Linked DNA regions of Homo sapiens: region 2 is linked to region 1. A link is an interaction called in ENCODE POLR2A ChIA-PET data of the cell type or tissue named here. Cell type or tissue: B cell. All regions are shown on one strand. Each heading gives the region's core, and the rest is flanking DNA. Links, peaks and the distances in the headings are about the cores only.

Region 1 (8,091 bases), core at 2,081-6,080:
GAGTGGGGTGCTAAGGTATAATGTTGATTAGGGAATGCTGCTGAGATCAACCACTGTGGATGGAAAGAGAAGAGAAATGGGTGGGATTGGGCAAAGGGAGACACTGGGCTCCAATGAAGTCTTGATGAAGGCTTCAGCCAACCTCACAGAGAGGTCTGGAGAGAGGAGCTCCATGCTAAAACAGGAGTGACACCTTCCACCTTTTTTTACTCCCTCATGTCTAATTCCTTGAGCCAGAGGAAGTTAGTGGGAATTTGCCAGAAGAATGGGGAAATAAACAATGAACAATCACAGATGAGGAATCCTTGCAGGAGGCAGGGCCACCATTTCCTCAGGTTCCCTCTGTGCATTTTTTTTTTTTTTTTGAGACAGAGTCTCGCTCTGTTGCCCAGGCTGGAGTGCAGTGGCATGATTTCAGTTCACTGCAACCTCTGCCTCCGGGGTTCAAGCGATTCTCCTGCCTCAGCCTCCCGAGTAGCTGGGATTACAGGCATGTGCCACCACACCTGGCTAATTTTTGTATTTTTAGTAGAGATGAGGTTTCGCCATGTTGGTCTGGCTGGTCTCGAACTCCTGACCTCAGGTGATGTGCCTGCCTCAGCCTCCCAAAGTGCTAGAATTACAGTCATGAGCCACCGCACCCGGCCCCTCTCTGGCTTTTGTCTGATCTCCTCATTAGGTTCTGGATTCATTCTCTTAATAACTTTCTCATGGGATGTGACTGTTGCTAGCTCAGAGTTCTATGCTGGGAACTCAAGAATGTAAGACTTCCACCAGCCCAGTTGAAGAGTCCCAGCCAAGCAACCTGTATTATAGCCACTCCTGATACCGAAATCTGTGTTAGTCAGGGTTCTCTAGAGGGACAGAACTAATAGGATTGCTGAACATATAAAGGGGAGTTTATTAAGGAGTATTGACTCACACGATCACAAGTTGAGGTCCCACAATAGGCCATTTGCAAGCTGAGGATCAAGGAAGCCAGTCCGAGTCCCAAAGCTGAAGAACTTGGAGTCCGATGTTTGAGGGCAGGAAGCATCCAGCACGGGAGAAAGATGGAGGCCGGAAGACTGAACCAGTCTAGTCTTTCCTCGTTCCTCTGCCTGCTTTTATTCTAGCTGTGCTGGCAGCTGATTAGATGGTGCCCACTAGATTGAGGGTGGGTCTGCCTTTCCCAGTCCACTGTCTCAAATGTTAATCTCCTTTGGCAACACCCTCACAGACACACCCCGGGACAATACTTTGCATCCTTCAATTCCATCAAGTTGACACTCAGTATTAACCATCACAACACCTTAGCTTGAATTCGGTTTTGTCATCTTGCCTGGGTTCATCCTTATGTCCAAGGGGTAGCAACTTTACCAGAAGGGGGTGAAAGGCTGCTAGTCAGGCAGATGATAGTCCCGCTATCTCACAATCACAGTGATTAGGGAAGTAGTTTTACATACATCACCTTGTTTCATCTTCACAGAAATCCTGCTAGGACATTAAGTATAACCTCAACTTTTTTTTGCCAGGTCCAGTGGTTCATGCCTGTAATCCCAGCACTTTGGGAGGCCAAGGCAAAAGGATTGCTTGAGGCCAGGAGTTCAAGACCAGCCTGGACAACATAGTGAGACCCTGTTTCTACAAAAAAATAAAAATATTAGCCAGGCTTGGTGGTGTGTGCTTGTAGTCCCACATATTCGGGAGGCTGGGGTAGGAGGATCGCTTGAGCCCAGCAGGTCAAGGCTGCAATGAGCTATGATCACATCACTGCACTCCAGCCTGGGCAATACAGTGAGCCCCTCTCTCCAAAAAAAAAGGAAAACAAATTACCTTGACTTTTTTATGATGAAACTGAGGCTCACACAGTTCCTGCATGGCAGGACTGGGATTTGAACCTCAGTCTCTCTAACTCCAAGGCCCACATCCTTTCCAGCACCCCTGTGGGATGCCAGCAGGCTCTGCTTCCCTCTCTGCTCACTTACTCTGGAGTTCTTGGCACTTTTCACAATAGTTGTATCTGCCATGTTAATTTCTTAAAACAAGAATCACTCAGCATGTTTTAGAATTGACTGGATGTGTCTGCCACCTAAACTGTTCCGTGTGATGAGGCCTGGAGACGCCTGTATTCACCAGGGACTCACCCAGAACATGAGGGCTGAGGACACAGAAGAGCTGATGTGATTTCTGTCACCTTCTCTCTTTCCAACATGCTAGTCAAATTCTCTTTCTCTCAGGTTCTCATATTGAAGTTCTTTTTCCTATTTATCGTGCATGTTCCACCCTTACATGAAGAAGAGAGGAGAAGAAAAGGGAGACAAACAGAGAGAGGAGAGGAGAGGAGAGGAAGCTATTTGTTAGCGTTAGGATTTTTCTTTTCCCAGGAAGACTGAGATCCATGTAATCCATCTGTCCTCTTTGTTGATGAGTTTCTGGAGGTCCCGAATTAGGTTTGTTCACTGCAGTGTCCCCCACGTTTCCTAGCAGAATGCCATGAACATGGAAGTTTCTCGGTCAATGTGTAGTGACTTAAAGTGAGTTTTTCCTTGAGTCAGTTTTGCTGAAAGTTGTGTATACAATCAGGAAACAGCTTTAATCCTCTTCTTAGTGTTCAATGGACAGAAAACACATACCCACCATCCCACCGAGGAAGAAAGGAAGGGAACATAATACGTATCCACTCTGGGAGGTGCAAAGGAGGTACTTCGTTACCTTATTTTACCCTAACAACAACCACCCATGGGCAGAAATATTATTCTCTCCATCTCCAGAGGAGGAAATTTAGAGAGAATAAGTCATTTTGGATTCAGCGTGGGGTAGGGTTTGTCAGCACAGACTCCGGACCACCTAGGCTTGTCGTCAGGTTCCAGCACTTACTCGCTTCTGTGGCCTTGGGCAAGTTCCATGATTTCTCTGACCTTAGTTTCCTCATCTGTAAAATGGGGATGATAGTATCTAATAAACAGATTGCCCTGGAAAGACAGTGCCTAACACAGAATAGAGTTTGATGATGGTCGTTTAACAACACCCGCCCATCATTAGGACTTCTTTTTATCAATACACCGCTTTTTAATGCTTTAGAGTGCACCAGAAACATCCAAAGAGCTTGTTGAAATTACAGACACCAGAGACACGCCCCAATTAGGGTGACCAACTTGCCCCCGTTTTCCCAGGACTTTCCTGGTTTTAGCTCTGAAAGTCCTGCGTCCTGGGGAACCCCTCAGTCCTGAGCAAGTTAAGATGGTTAGTCACTGACCAACCCACACTAACCATATCAGAATCTCTGGGTGTGGGGTTCTGGTATCTGTAGCTTTTTTTTTTTCTTTTTTGTTTTTTGAGACGGAGTCTCGCTCTGTCGCCCAGGCTGGAGTGCAGTGGCGCCATCTCTGCTCACTGCAAGCTCCGCCTCCCGGGTTCGCGCCATTCTCCTGCCTCAGCCTGCCGAGTAGCTGGGACTACAGGCGCCCACCACCACGCCCGGCTAATTTTTTGTATTTTTAGTGGAGACGGGGTTTCAGTGTGTTAGCCAGGATGGTCTCAATCTCCTGACCTCGTGATCTGCCCACCTCGGCCTCCCGAAGTGCTGGGATTACAGGATTGAGCCACCGCGCCCGGCCAGGTATCTGTAGCTTTAAAAAGAGAGAGGCATTGGGATTAGGAAGAGAGTTTAGTGTAGTGCTTTATATCACGGGTTTGAGAGCCGAGTAGGCCTGGGTTTGAATCTCCTTTTTGTCGTTTTTGAGAAGCATGACTTTGGCTGCGTTGATGAGTTCCTGGAAAGGCCACTGGGAAATGGAGAGTAGCAGCTATAATGTTGATTAGGGAATGCTCCTGGGATCAACCCTTGTGGATAGAAAGAGGAGGGAAAGGGGCAGGATTGGGCAGAGGGAGGCATTGGGCTACAATAAAGTCTTGATGAAGGCTTCAGCCAACTTCACAGAGAGCTCTGGAGAAAGGAGAGCTGTTAGAGTTGTCCTGAGTTGGAGTGAGGGGACCAGGACTCTCTGCTTTCATGTCAACCAAGTCAGTGGATGCTGGCTCCCTACAGCAATCACCCGGGTGGCTGACAGCTGAGAGCTATCTGTCAACAGCGTTTCTTGCAGCTTTGAGAATAAATATTACAGAGAACAACTTTTTCAGGTGCCACATCACAGCATCCACGACAGGGTGAATTACTAACTCCTCCAATAATTAATAAGATTACTTGCACAGAGGGTTGTTATGGATTAAGTGCACACATACAGTGCAGTTTCTCTGACATACTGCAAGCACTCAAGTCATTTTAGTTAATAGAATAAAGATAGAATGGGGTAGAGCTTCAGACGGAGGTGGGGCTGCTTCAGAAAGCTTTCTTGGAGGCATTTCTGACTTATCTGTGTTACTAGAAGCAATAATGTTTGAATTTTTATTGTGGGATGTATTACTATGTTGGGCGTGAAACAAAGATACAAAGTGGGTAAACAAGTGAATTCATTTAACAATTGTTTAATAAACACCTGTTAAGAGAGGGTGTAGACTCTGAATGAAGCTTGAAAAGGGAAGCACAGTTTTTGCTCTGGAAGAATATGTAATTTAGTGGGCTACCGATGGCTTATATAAGAGATTCCCTGGAAAACTAAACACATTTTTATTAGTAGTAATGCAACACAGTATGGAAGACTCTTGGTACTGGAATATGGTGGTGTTGGATATTGGGTTCTAAAATTACGTCCAGTAACAGACTATTCATATCCATCAAAATGTGTAATTAGATGCTGCTGCTACATAAGTTTTTTTGTTTTGTTTTGTTTTTGATTCTGAGACAGAGTCTTGCTCTGTCACCCAGACTGGAGTGCAGTCGCATGATCTTGGCTCACTGAAGCCTTGACCTCCCCAGGCTCAAGTGATCCTCCCACTTCAGCCCCCCAAGTAGCTGGGACTACAGGTGTGCACCATCACATCTGGCTAATTTTTTTATTACTTGCAGAGACAGGCTTTCACTATGTTGCCTAGGCTGGTCTTGAACTCCTGGGCTCAAGCGATCCTCTTACCTTGGCCTCCCAAGATGCTGGGATTCCAGGCGTGATTCACTGCACCGGGCTGCTGGAGAAGCTGTAATGGGACTGCTGCACTTTAACACATTAACTTGCTGAAACATTCTGGGGGGTAATTTTGAATCTACATCAAGAGCCTCAAAGACACCTATGTCCTTTGAAACAGAATCCTACCCTTGAGACTCTAATCCAGAATTATTTGAAATGAGAAAAAATAAAAAGCTATCCACTGTAAGATGTTTTCTTTGTTATATGGCTCCTAATAGAAAGAATCTGAAAACTCTTTAAATGTTTCATGATAGGGAAACATTTCTTTAAAATTAAAATTCAATTGTCTTGGAAAGGGTTGGGTCTCCTTTGGGACCCATTTTCCAAATGAAGGAAGTTGAGGCCATTAATCGGTCATAGGCTTGTTGCAACAGGTGGAGACAAATGGAACCAGGCCTTGGATGACATCAGGAATATAATGGAGCAGAAAGCTACTGACCTCCCTCCATGGATAGATGCACCAAATAAGCATCTACCCACAGATCCATTTCCTCGGAAAGTCAGAGACCAGTTGAGAGACACCTATCCACCAGACAAATGAGAAAATGTTGATATCAGATAGATAGGAAAACTGGGGCACACTTGGGCCCAGTATGCACCCTGACCACGGTGCCATAAAATTGGGAAAGGAGTTCCCAACGCCCAGCTTATTCCCATGGAGAGGATGGTCTGAGCCTCACATGAAGGGCCCTAATCCTGTTTCCCCATGATTTAACACTTAATGCACCAAACACAAGAACAGAGGGGATTAGATACACATGTGTAGGAAAAAAATATAGCAGTTTAATATGGGCATGCAAGTATTTTCAGAGAATTTATACCACTGGAATCAGCACAGAGAAGGGGCTTAAATCAGTGCAGAGAAGGGGCTTAAAAACATACGTGGACAAGCACAATGGCTCATGCCTGTAATCCCAGCACTTTCGGAGCACAACGTGGCAAAACCCTGTCTCTACAAAAAAAAATTATGAAAATTAGCCAGGTGTGGTGCTGCATGCCTATAGCCCCAGCTTCTCAGGAGGCTGAGGTGGGAGGATCACTTGAACCCGGGAGGTTGAAGCTGCAGTGGGTAAAGATTGTACCACTGCACTCCAGCCTGGGCAACAGAGCGAGAGCGAGACCCTGTCTCAACAAAACAAAACAAACAACTCTGTTTCCCCTTGGAAGGAGTTTACAAAACATACCTGTAGCTGCTACCTGGTGGCCTGGCTTCTAATTAACTTGCTTGGGGAGTTAACGAGACAATTATTAACCTGTCACCAGTCTGGGAGGAGTTTGTACTCACGCTAAGTGCTCCAGCCCTTATAACATCCACCTAAGGAACTGCATTCTAAATGTCCTAGTTCAGGGAGAGGATAAGACTGGCAAACACATGTCTCTCTAGACTGCAGAGAAAAACAAAGTGGTGGTTTTACATTATAAAGGGTGCATAAGCAATTTGAAGGACTCCATCCCCAGGGAGCAATGCTGAGAAGGGGTTTTAAAAACACAGCCCCTGTATATTCTGGATGTTAATCTCTTGTCAGATCAATAGTTTGCAAATATTTTCTCCCAAATTGCAGGTTGTCACTTCATTCTGTTGATTGTTTCCTTTGCTGTGCAGGAGCTTTGGAGTCTGATATAATCTCATTTGTCTATTTTTGCTTTTGTTGACTGTTTTTGAGGTACTAGCCATAAAACCTTTGCCTAGACCAATGTGCTGAAGTGTTTTCCCTATGTTTTCTTCTCCTAGTTTCATAGCTTCGGGTCTTACGTTTAAGTCTTTGATGCATTTTGAGTTGATTTTTGGATCTGGTGAGAGATAGGGGTCTACCTTCATTCTTCTGCATGTGGATGCCCTCTTTTCTAGAGATACTTGGAACGCAAATAACTCAACAGCAAACAAACAAAACAAAAAGCAAAAGCAAAAAACAAATAATCTGATTAAAAAATAGGCAAAAGATTGGAATAGGCATTTCTCAAAAGAAGACATACAAATAGCCAAGTATATTAAAAAAATGCTCCACATCACTAATCATCAGGAAAATGCAAATCAAAACCAAAATGAGATATCATCTCACCCCAGTTCAAATGGCGATTATCAAGAAGACAAAAAAATAACAAACGCCGAAAAGGATACGGAGAAAGGGGAACTCCTACAGTACAGCCGTTATGAAAAACAGTATGAAGTTTTCTCCAAAAACTAAAAATAGAACGACCATATGATCCAGCAATCCCACTGCTGGGTATGCATCCAAAGGGAAGGAGATCAGCATGTCAAAGAGATATCTACACTCTCGTGTTTATTGCAGCACTATTCACAATAGCAAAGATACGGAATCAACCTGAGTGTCTATCAACAGATGAAGGGATAAAGAAAATGTGGCACTTATACAATAGAATACTATTCAGACATTTAAAAAAAGAATAAAATCCTTCATTCGCAGCAACATAGATGAGCCTGGAGGACATTATATTAAGTGAAATAAGCCAGACACAGAAAGACAGATACCACATGTTCTGACTCATATGTGAGAGCTGAAAAAGTTGGTATCATGGAAGTGGAGAGGAGAACAGTGGTTACCAGAGGCTGGGAAGGTTAGGGGGAAGGAAAAATAGGGAGAGGTTGGTTAATGAGTACAAAATTACAGCCAGATAGAAGGAATAGTTTCTAGTGTTCTATAGCACTGCAGGGTGACTCTAGTTAACAATAATTTATTGTATATTTTCAAATAGCTAGAAGAACAGATATTGAATGTTCCTAACACAAAGAAATGATGGATGTTTGAGGTGACGGACAGGCTAATTACCCTGCTTTGCTCATTTCACATGTATACATGTATTGAAATATCACATGTACACATAAATATCTATGATTATTATGTGTCCATTTAAAAGAATGGAACCAAGCCTCTTTAATTATTGGTCAGGAATTCTATTTCTGTCTCCAACAAACTACCTTTTTGCTTCTAAACTTGCTGCCCTAGAGTGAAATGTTAACTCCCAATGTTGCCAACTATGAGGCCAAAGGAAAATGACTTGATGTACA
Region 2 (8,091 bases), core at 2,219-6,218, 94 kb after region 1:
GATGTATGTTGTCATTTATTAGTTCCGACACTGGCGCATTAGAAGGACGATGAACTTTTTGCTAGATAGACCTAGGTGGCATGTCGTAAGTGCTTTTATCTTGGTGAGTTCAAGTTTTCTCATCTCTGCAGTGTGACTATTATCAGGCAGGAAAAGCACCTGGCACAGTGCCTGTACACAGGTGTGAACAGAGGTTAGTGTCTGCTCCCCCAAGGTGGTGTTGTGATGTGATGTCATACGTGATTGTTTACACTCTCACCTGATGGGCGAGACTATTCCATTCTCATAGGACTCAATGAGAGAGAGTTTGTCCCAGGATTGGGGTGAATGTTTCACCTATATCATCCTCTTGGGCCTTCTCCACCTGAAATGTAGCCTAGTTTGATAAGCAGTGGTAGAATACAGAGACAGGTTAGGAACCTGGTGGGGGTAGAGGGTCCATACTGGAGCTCTGGGATCTAATTGGAGAGTGGAGGAGCGACCCTGGGCTCAAAGGTATGGCTGTCTTCATCCATTTGGGCTGCTGTAACAAATACCACAGACGGGGTGGCTTAAACAGCATTTATTTCTCACAGTTCTGGAGGTTGGGAACTCCAAGATCAAAGATGCTGGCAGATTTGGTGTCTGGTGAGGGCTCCCTTCGTGTTTTGTAGAAGGCCACCTTTTTGCTGTATCCCCACATGGTGGAGAGGGAGATCATCTGCCTGGTGTCTCTTTTTCTAAGGGCACTAATCCCATTCATGAGGGCTCCACTTCTATGACTTAATTACTTCCCCTAAGCCCCACTTCCAAATATCATCACGTTGGGATTAGGGCTTAAATAATATGAATTTATGGTGGAGGAGGAAAAAATATTCAGTCCATAGCCATGGCCAAGGTGAGCAGAGGCTTCAAGTCTATGGGCAGGCAGGATTCTCATCTCATATATTTTTTTCTTTTATTTTTAAATCTACCACAGAGACGTTCTTTGCTACAGGTAGGATTCTTAAAAGCAAAGCAGTGTTCTGAAGAGAAGGTGGGTTTTCAGTGGCCTGGGATGGAGGAGGATAAGGAGGATGTGAGTTGTAGAAGTGAGAGTGAGGCTGAAGGTCAGGAATTGAACTAGCACATGAGGAATTCGGGTCAGGAGGTCACCAGTAACCAGGAGTTGACAGTGATGCGGACTCAGTGCCCTTGCCCAGGTATTTTGTTGCTTGCTGGGTTCCTGTTTATGCAGGAGCTGATTGCTGGCTGGGAGCACCCCTGCACGCCCAAGCAAGAGGGATCCAGGGTCAGCAGTTAGTGGCAGGAGAACCCCCTGAGGGTGCCTTGTATGCAGGGAGAGTGCATTTCCTGTTTGGTTTGGGACGAGCCTGGTCCAGGTGTAATTAGTAACAGAGGCTTCCTCCTTACTCAGCAATGACTGCTGTGGTCGACAATTAATATGGTCACCCTACTCACGAGTACTTGGTTGCAGAGAAGTATTTGTTATGTGTATGAGTGAAGATCCTGACCAAAGATTTGACCACACAAGGTTCTGTGGTGAGTCCATGGTTTACCTGTCTCATGGGCGGAGCTTGGCTGCCTCTCTTTGTGTACTTGTTATTTGAATTCCAAAGAACGTTCTGCGCCACACTTTTCAGAGCTCTTTTCTCCCAGTGTGTGTTTTAGATGGCCGTCTGTTTTGTCATTGATAAGCTAATTCTGTAAACCTCAGGGCAGCTGCACATGCAGCATCTGTAATTGCACCTCTGTAATTGGCTGGAGTGCTCGAGAGACTGTACTTGCTTTTCCTGGCGCCCCCCAGGGTCCGTGGCTTCACCTAAAGGCTTGGTGGCAGGGACTGGTGAGAGAGGGAAGAGGAAGAGAGGAGGGAGAGGATTCTTGGTCTTCTACTCATCAGCCTGGTTGACAGGGGCTGGGAAAGTCTGATTCTTAGTTGACTGCCGGGAAGATGGGGCTTGCGAGAGTGGAGGGGGCTGAGGTGGGGTCCAGGTGTTACTAGTGGAGGGTGTCCAGGTTCTTGGCATTTTGAACAAAGAATTGGACAAAACGCACAAACAAAGCAAGGAAAGAATGAAGCAACAAAAGCAGAAATTTATTGAAAACAAAAGTACACTCTACAGGGTGGGAGCGGGCTGGGCATAGGGGCTCAAGAGCCCGGTTACAGAATTTTCTTGGGTTTAAATACCCTCTAGAGGTGTCCCTTTGGTTACTTGGTGTACACCTTGTGTAAATGAACTAATGGCTCACTATTGGTCTGATTGGTTATTTGAATCAGCAAGAGGGGAGCAATCAGAGGCTGAAGCGAAGTTACAAAGTTACACCCTGTGCCAACATCTGATTGGTTGCAGGAAGCAACCAATTACAGGCTGAAGTGAAGTTACAAAGTTATACTCCTGTGCAAATGAAGACTTGGCCTGTGACCAGCCTGATTGGTTGGAAGAGGGGACCAAGCAGAGGTCCTTTCAGTTTCACCTGCCATGCAGAAAAGGTGGGGGTTGCAAGGGGAGTGGCCTCCGGTCCTTTTGTTACATAGGTGTGGAAAGTTGGGGTTATCCTTTTGATTTAGTTCTAGGAAGTCAGTGTGAATCGGCCTTAGGTTCCCTGCCTCCAGCCCCTATTCTCCTGCCTCACAGGGTCCGTATCTTGGAGCTGTTTATAATTGTAGGGAGAGCACTGCACGTGTGTTCCTGGTTTTCTTTTGGTGTGGTTTCTCCATCCCTTTTGGGAGGAGTTGATGCACTTCCTTGAATTTCTGCACCAACTATTTTATTTGGATCACAGCATCTTACAGGCTGTTGTCATGTTTTGAGACTTTTTTGTTTATGGTGAAAATGGAGCGAAAGACTCTGAGTGCCGAGGGCCATGGGGTGCGAAAGCATAATTCTCATCGGCAGCTGGACCTCGGAGGTCCTTTTCCACCTTGGGGTTTTCCCCTGGTCACTTGGTTATACACTGCGTTTTTCCATATCTGGTTGGCAACTCTGAGGACAGGGACCCTTGGCATCCTCATCTTTGTGTCTCTTTAGGGTCCTATAGGGCTTAAGTGCTTCTTCCTGAGTCATTGCTGCTACTCAGCTGAGACACCAACGAGCTACCCAGATCAGACCCAGAGTGTTGCTGCTTATTTAGGTGGCAGCCTCAGGGCTGGGCATCAGGAGGGCCTGTCTTGCTTGGTCCCTCCATCAGTCTTTCTTTCGGACCCAGTATGTCTCAGCATCTGGATCTGCCGGAGTAGCTAGGAACTCCTACTGAAAGGCAGTGTTTATTTCTGTGTTGGTGTCATTTTAGTCCCACACTTCCTGAACTCAAAACCCTCTTTCCTAAGACTTGCCATGAAACACTCCTATGAACAACGGTGACCACGAGTCCCTTTCGGGGAGAGTGTCGTTTTGTACTTTGTATTGTGTCCCAGGCCCTGGATCCTGAGGGGTGGCCTTGGGTCTAGGAGAGCGCTCAACAGGGTTCGCCTATAGAAGATTCTTCCGGTGAATGGACGAACTTGTGGCCTTGTCCAGTGGTTTCTTTTCCTTTTTCCCTGTAGTTTCCTTCCACTGTCAACTTTTCCCCCTCCTTCATAGCAGCAGGTGTTGGCAAGGACGTGCCCAGATTAGTTAGGCCCAGCCTCTTCTTCTTCCTCCGTCCCCACCCACCTTACCTTTAGGACTGGGGTGGGGTGATGTGTCTGGCCACAACTTCCGCGACCACTTTTTAAAAAAATTAAAAATGGAGAGCCACGCCACATGCTTGTGACTTCCACAGGTGAAAGAATACTCAGCTCTAGAAGGGCGGAGGTGAGTGGGTGGTGACTTCCCGCTAAGGTGAGCTTGGGTCCTGTTTTCAGAGTTCTGTGGTCTGTGCTGCGGTCCTGCGCTTCATGTCATCTGTCACTAAGGTGCAGCAGCAGCTACTTTCCCTGCAGTATCTTCATCTCCGACTCTGCCCCGCGAGGGCCCTGACTCTCAAATAAGACACAGGCTGTCCTGTTAGCCAAGCAGAAGGGATATGTCCTCTTCTCTCTCCCTGGGTAACTTCTGCCAGATGAAGAATTTTCCTCCTTCTGGTTTCTTTAGTTGGAGAAATAGTAATAGTATGATTTATCAGGCTCTGGAATGAGACTGCCGGGCCCACCTTCCAGGTCTGCCGTTTACCAGCTTTGGCTTTCTTTCTTTCTTTTCTTTTTTTTTTTTTTTTTTGAGACAGAGTCTCACTGTTTTGCCCAGGCTGGAGTGCAGTGGCGCGATCTCCGCTTACTGCAGCCTCCACCCCGCTGGGTTCAAGCAATTCTCCTGCCTTAGCCTCCCAAGTAGCTGGGATTATAGGGGCACGCCACTCTGCCCGGCTAATTTTTGTATTTTTAGTAGAGATGGGGTTTTGCCATGTTGGCCAGGCCGATCTCGAACTCCTGACCTCAGGTGGTTCACGTGCCTTGGCCTCCCAAAGTGCTGGGATTATAGGCGTAAGCCACCATGCCCGGCGAGTTTCGTCTTTCTTATCAATAAAATAATAGTGCCTCCTTCATAGAGTTATACAGTAATAAAGTTGGTGTAAGAGTAGTGTGCCTCCATGGAATAAGTACTCAGTACAACGTTAAAACATGTGGGTAGGCTGGGTGTGGTGGCTCACGCCTGTAATCCCAGCTCTTTGGGAGGCCGAGGGGGGCAGATCACAAGGTCAGGAGATCGAGACCATCCTGGTTAACATGGTGAAACCCTGTCTCTACTAAAAATACAAAAAATTAGCCGGGTGTGGTGGCAGGCGCCTGTTAGTCCCAGCTACTCGGGAGGCTGAGGCAGGAGAATTGCTTGAATCCAGGAGGCGGAGGTTGCCGTGAGCAGAGATTGTGCCACTGCACTCCAGCCTGGGCAACAGAGTGAGACTCTGTCTCAAAAAAAAAAAAAAAAAAAGAAAAGAAAAAACAAAAACAAACATGGGTATGTGGTTGCAATAACTTACACTTCGATGCTCTGGTACTGTTTTTAGAAAGACCATTATTTATCTCCCAGAGGTGTGGTCACAGTTTATTATCTAATCAGGATTAGAGTGAATTGTTTGAAAACTTAGTGTATATTTACGGGGATAGCAAAGAAGGATATTTGAAACTGAAGTATCCTAGCAACCTTGGATCCCTTTGGTAACCCATGGCAAACAGGCTGCTGCTGCTATTCTCTATGGTTGAAGACAGGGTTTTATTCTTATGTGCCATAACTGGGAGTGTCAACTTTTGTCACAAAGAATGTGTCAACAATATGCCAAAGTTGAAACTGTCAACTTGGGCAAGCATCCTATACAATTTTAAACAATACCAAATTCTGTACAGCTGTCTCCTTATGATAAATGGGCATTGATTTTATTTATATTTATTTTATTTTTTTGAGACATGGTCTTGCTCTGTTACCCAGTCTGGAGTACAGTGATGTGATGTGACCACAGTTCACTGCAGCCCTGGACTCCTGGACTCAAGTGATCCTCCCACCCCAGCCTCCCGAGTAGCTGGGACCGTGGGTGTGCACCACCACGCTCACTTGAGTTTTACTATGTTTTTGTAGAAACAGGGTCTTGCTATGGTGCCCAGGCTGTTCTCCAACTCTTGACCTCAAACAGTCATCCTGCCTTGACCTTCCAAAGAGCTGGGAGTACAAGTATGAGCCACCGCGCCTGGCTGGGCATTGATTTTAAAACTGCTCCTGGTGTGGACACCTGCCGGTGATGGCAGCCAGAATTAGATGTCTGCTGGGAACATCCTGATGGCTGGATGAGGCTGTGGCAGGGATGGCTCTGAACGAACGTCTTTCAGGCCAGTTAATTTTTCCACTGCATTTGGTGGCCTGGAACTCTGACACTTGAATCAACTGCTTCTTGAGTTGTGGAATGCATCTGAGGCTGAGCCTGACCCGGGTTCCAGCCGCTTCCCTCGTGGCACCCTACCGCAGCCACATTGGCCTCTTTGCTGTTTTCCCTAAGCAGCGATTCAGGTGCTTGCCCAGGGCCTCTGTGTTTCTCCAGATCCCTGTCAGGAAAACTTGGGCCAAATGTGCTGCAGAGGCCTCCGGGCCACCCTTTATAAATGCGACATCTGACGCGCAACGCTCTCTTACTCAGCTCTTGTTATTTTTCTTCCGAGCACTGCACCAGACCGATTGCAGATATGTGCGTGCTCATTTGCAAATTGCCTGTCCTCCTCCTCCCCTGGCCCGGCCGCTAGAACCTACATTTCATAGACTTTGGGTTTTGTATCTGCTGTTTCCAGCAGCAGAGACTTGCTTTAGTTCTTGCTCTGATTTGCTGTAACTTCAGGTGCATTCAGCCAGGTGAGATTGCTTATTGAACTTACCAAAGCAACAGAGTAAGAGTTCTGGAGGTTTTAATCACTGTGCTCTCAATAAGCCAACAGAAGGAAATGATCTCTGGGAAGAACGTTCTGCAGAATACATTACGTTCCATCTTGGTATGAAGTTAGGATCCTGGGAGGCCAAGTGTGAGGATCCTGCTAGCATTTTCTTTCAGTGAATTAAAATGATTTAAAGAGCAGTGAATTAAAGGCTAGGCATAATCCTATGTCTTTGGCCTTTAACAGTTTTTTTTTTTTAATAAAACACAGCTATGTGTTCAGTATGCTTTTATTTGGCATGAATGAATAAAGGCTTTTGTCCATGCTGTAGTGCGCTGTTCCTTGTGTAACATTCCATGTGGAAAACTTCTTTTAGACAATCATACCATGATATTTTTTCTTTTCCTTGAGAAGATGGATACTTATTTTTTTTTCTAAGAATGTATAGTATGTACCTTTTTATTTTTGGTCCTGGCCCCCAGGAAACTCAAAACCACACTTAATACAGAGATCTGGAAATTATATTAGCCCTTGTGTGTACCACTTGCTGTTTCTTTTGTAGGGTGGCCTTGACTTACTTACTTTTTTTTTTGGCACGGAGTCTTGCTCTGTCGTGCAGGCTGGAGTGCAGTGGCATGATCTCGGCTCACTGCAAGCTCCACCTCCTGGGTTCACGCCATTCTCCTGTCTCAGCCTCCCAAGTAGCTGGGGCTACAGGCACCCACCACCATGCCCAGCTAATTTTTTTGGATTTTTAGTAGAGACAGGGTTTCACCATATTAGCCAGGATGGTCTTGATCTCCTGACCTCATGATCCACCCACCTGGGCCTCCCAAAGTGCTGGGATTACAGGCTTGAGCCACCGCACCCAGCCTGGCTTTCTAATGTTATTTTATTTACCTAGTTGAATGTATGACTTTTTTTTTTTTTTTGAAATGAAGTCTTGCTGTAACACATGCTGGAGTGTAATGGCATGATCTCAGCTCACTGCAACTTCTGCTTCCTGGGTTCAAGCAATTCTTCTGCCTCAGCCTCCCAAGTATCTGGGACTGCAGGTGCCTGCCATCATGCTTGGCTAATTTTTGTATTTTTAGTAGAGATGGGGTTTCACCGTATTGGCCAGGCTGGTCTCGAACTCCTGACCTCAAGTGATCTGTCCTCAGCCTCCCAAATGCTGGGATTACAGGCATGAGACATGTATGACTTTTAACACACTCCAAATCTTTTTTGGAAGGAACTAGTGAATGACAGAACAGTTTTATCCTCCTCTTATCTCCTAATATGGGGTATTGAGTAACAAACTTGGTTTTGAAATTCTGTTGCCCTTGTGTGCTTTTACTTGGGTAATGCAACTAACAGAAATTTCTGGATTTGCTTAAGTAGAATTTCCATTTCTTTGCTTGATAAAGCCCAGGGTTGCAATTTTAGGGCAGTTACCAGCCAGGTAGAGAGGTAGGAACGGTTTTGAGATGACCCTCTCACTGGTTTCCTCTGTTTATTCTAATTGTGAGATTTTGGTTACTTTGCAATAGAGGGTTTAGATATGCACTGCTTTACAGCAACCGGGTAACTGGCTTCTGAAGATTGAATATACGGTTTCTTCAGCATTGCTGTTTCCAAAAGAGTTTAGTTTGTTTTCATTCATTGACTTAGTGCCTTCCTCTGTTCAAGGAATTCTACTAATTGGTATGGGTGTTTCCAAATGATGCTTAGCTGGCCGACCCTTCTTTGGAGAAGCTTACATTTAAAAAAATTAATTTTCACAATTGGTATGTCAA

The links. Peaks named below come from ENCODE experiments on the same cell type or tissue, not always from the same donor. Only the 100,000 strongest peaks of a DNase experiment are listed, where the experiment ranks them.
Region 2: POLR2A ChIA-PET joins it to region 1 with 5 read pairs; 7 of 35 experiments call an interaction of 5 or more read pairs at or near these places.

Annotation. Positions count from the first base shown.
Region 1 is chr10:14,672,848-14,680,938 of GRCh38, reverse strand. The region is part of intron 1 of FAM107B (family with sequence similarity 107 member B); the gene reads left to right. Among named protein-coding and RNA genes, the nearest start is that of FAM107B, 98 kb to the left of the region's middle. RefSeq lists an enhancer at 5,609-6,195. In B cell, for the core only: no CTCF peak of the experiment used is centred there; no DNase peak of the experiment used is centred there.
Region 2 is chr10:14,579,174-14,587,264 of GRCh38, reverse strand. All of the region lies in intron 2 of FAM107B (family with sequence similarity 107 member B), which reads left to right. Among named protein-coding and RNA genes, the nearest start is that of MIR1265, 150 kb to the right of the region's middle. RefSeq lists an enhancer at 3,965-4,024. In B cell, for the core only: no CTCF peak of the experiment used is centred there; DNase peaks (open chromatin) are centred at 2,394 and 3,824; H3K27ac peaks cover 1,970 bases.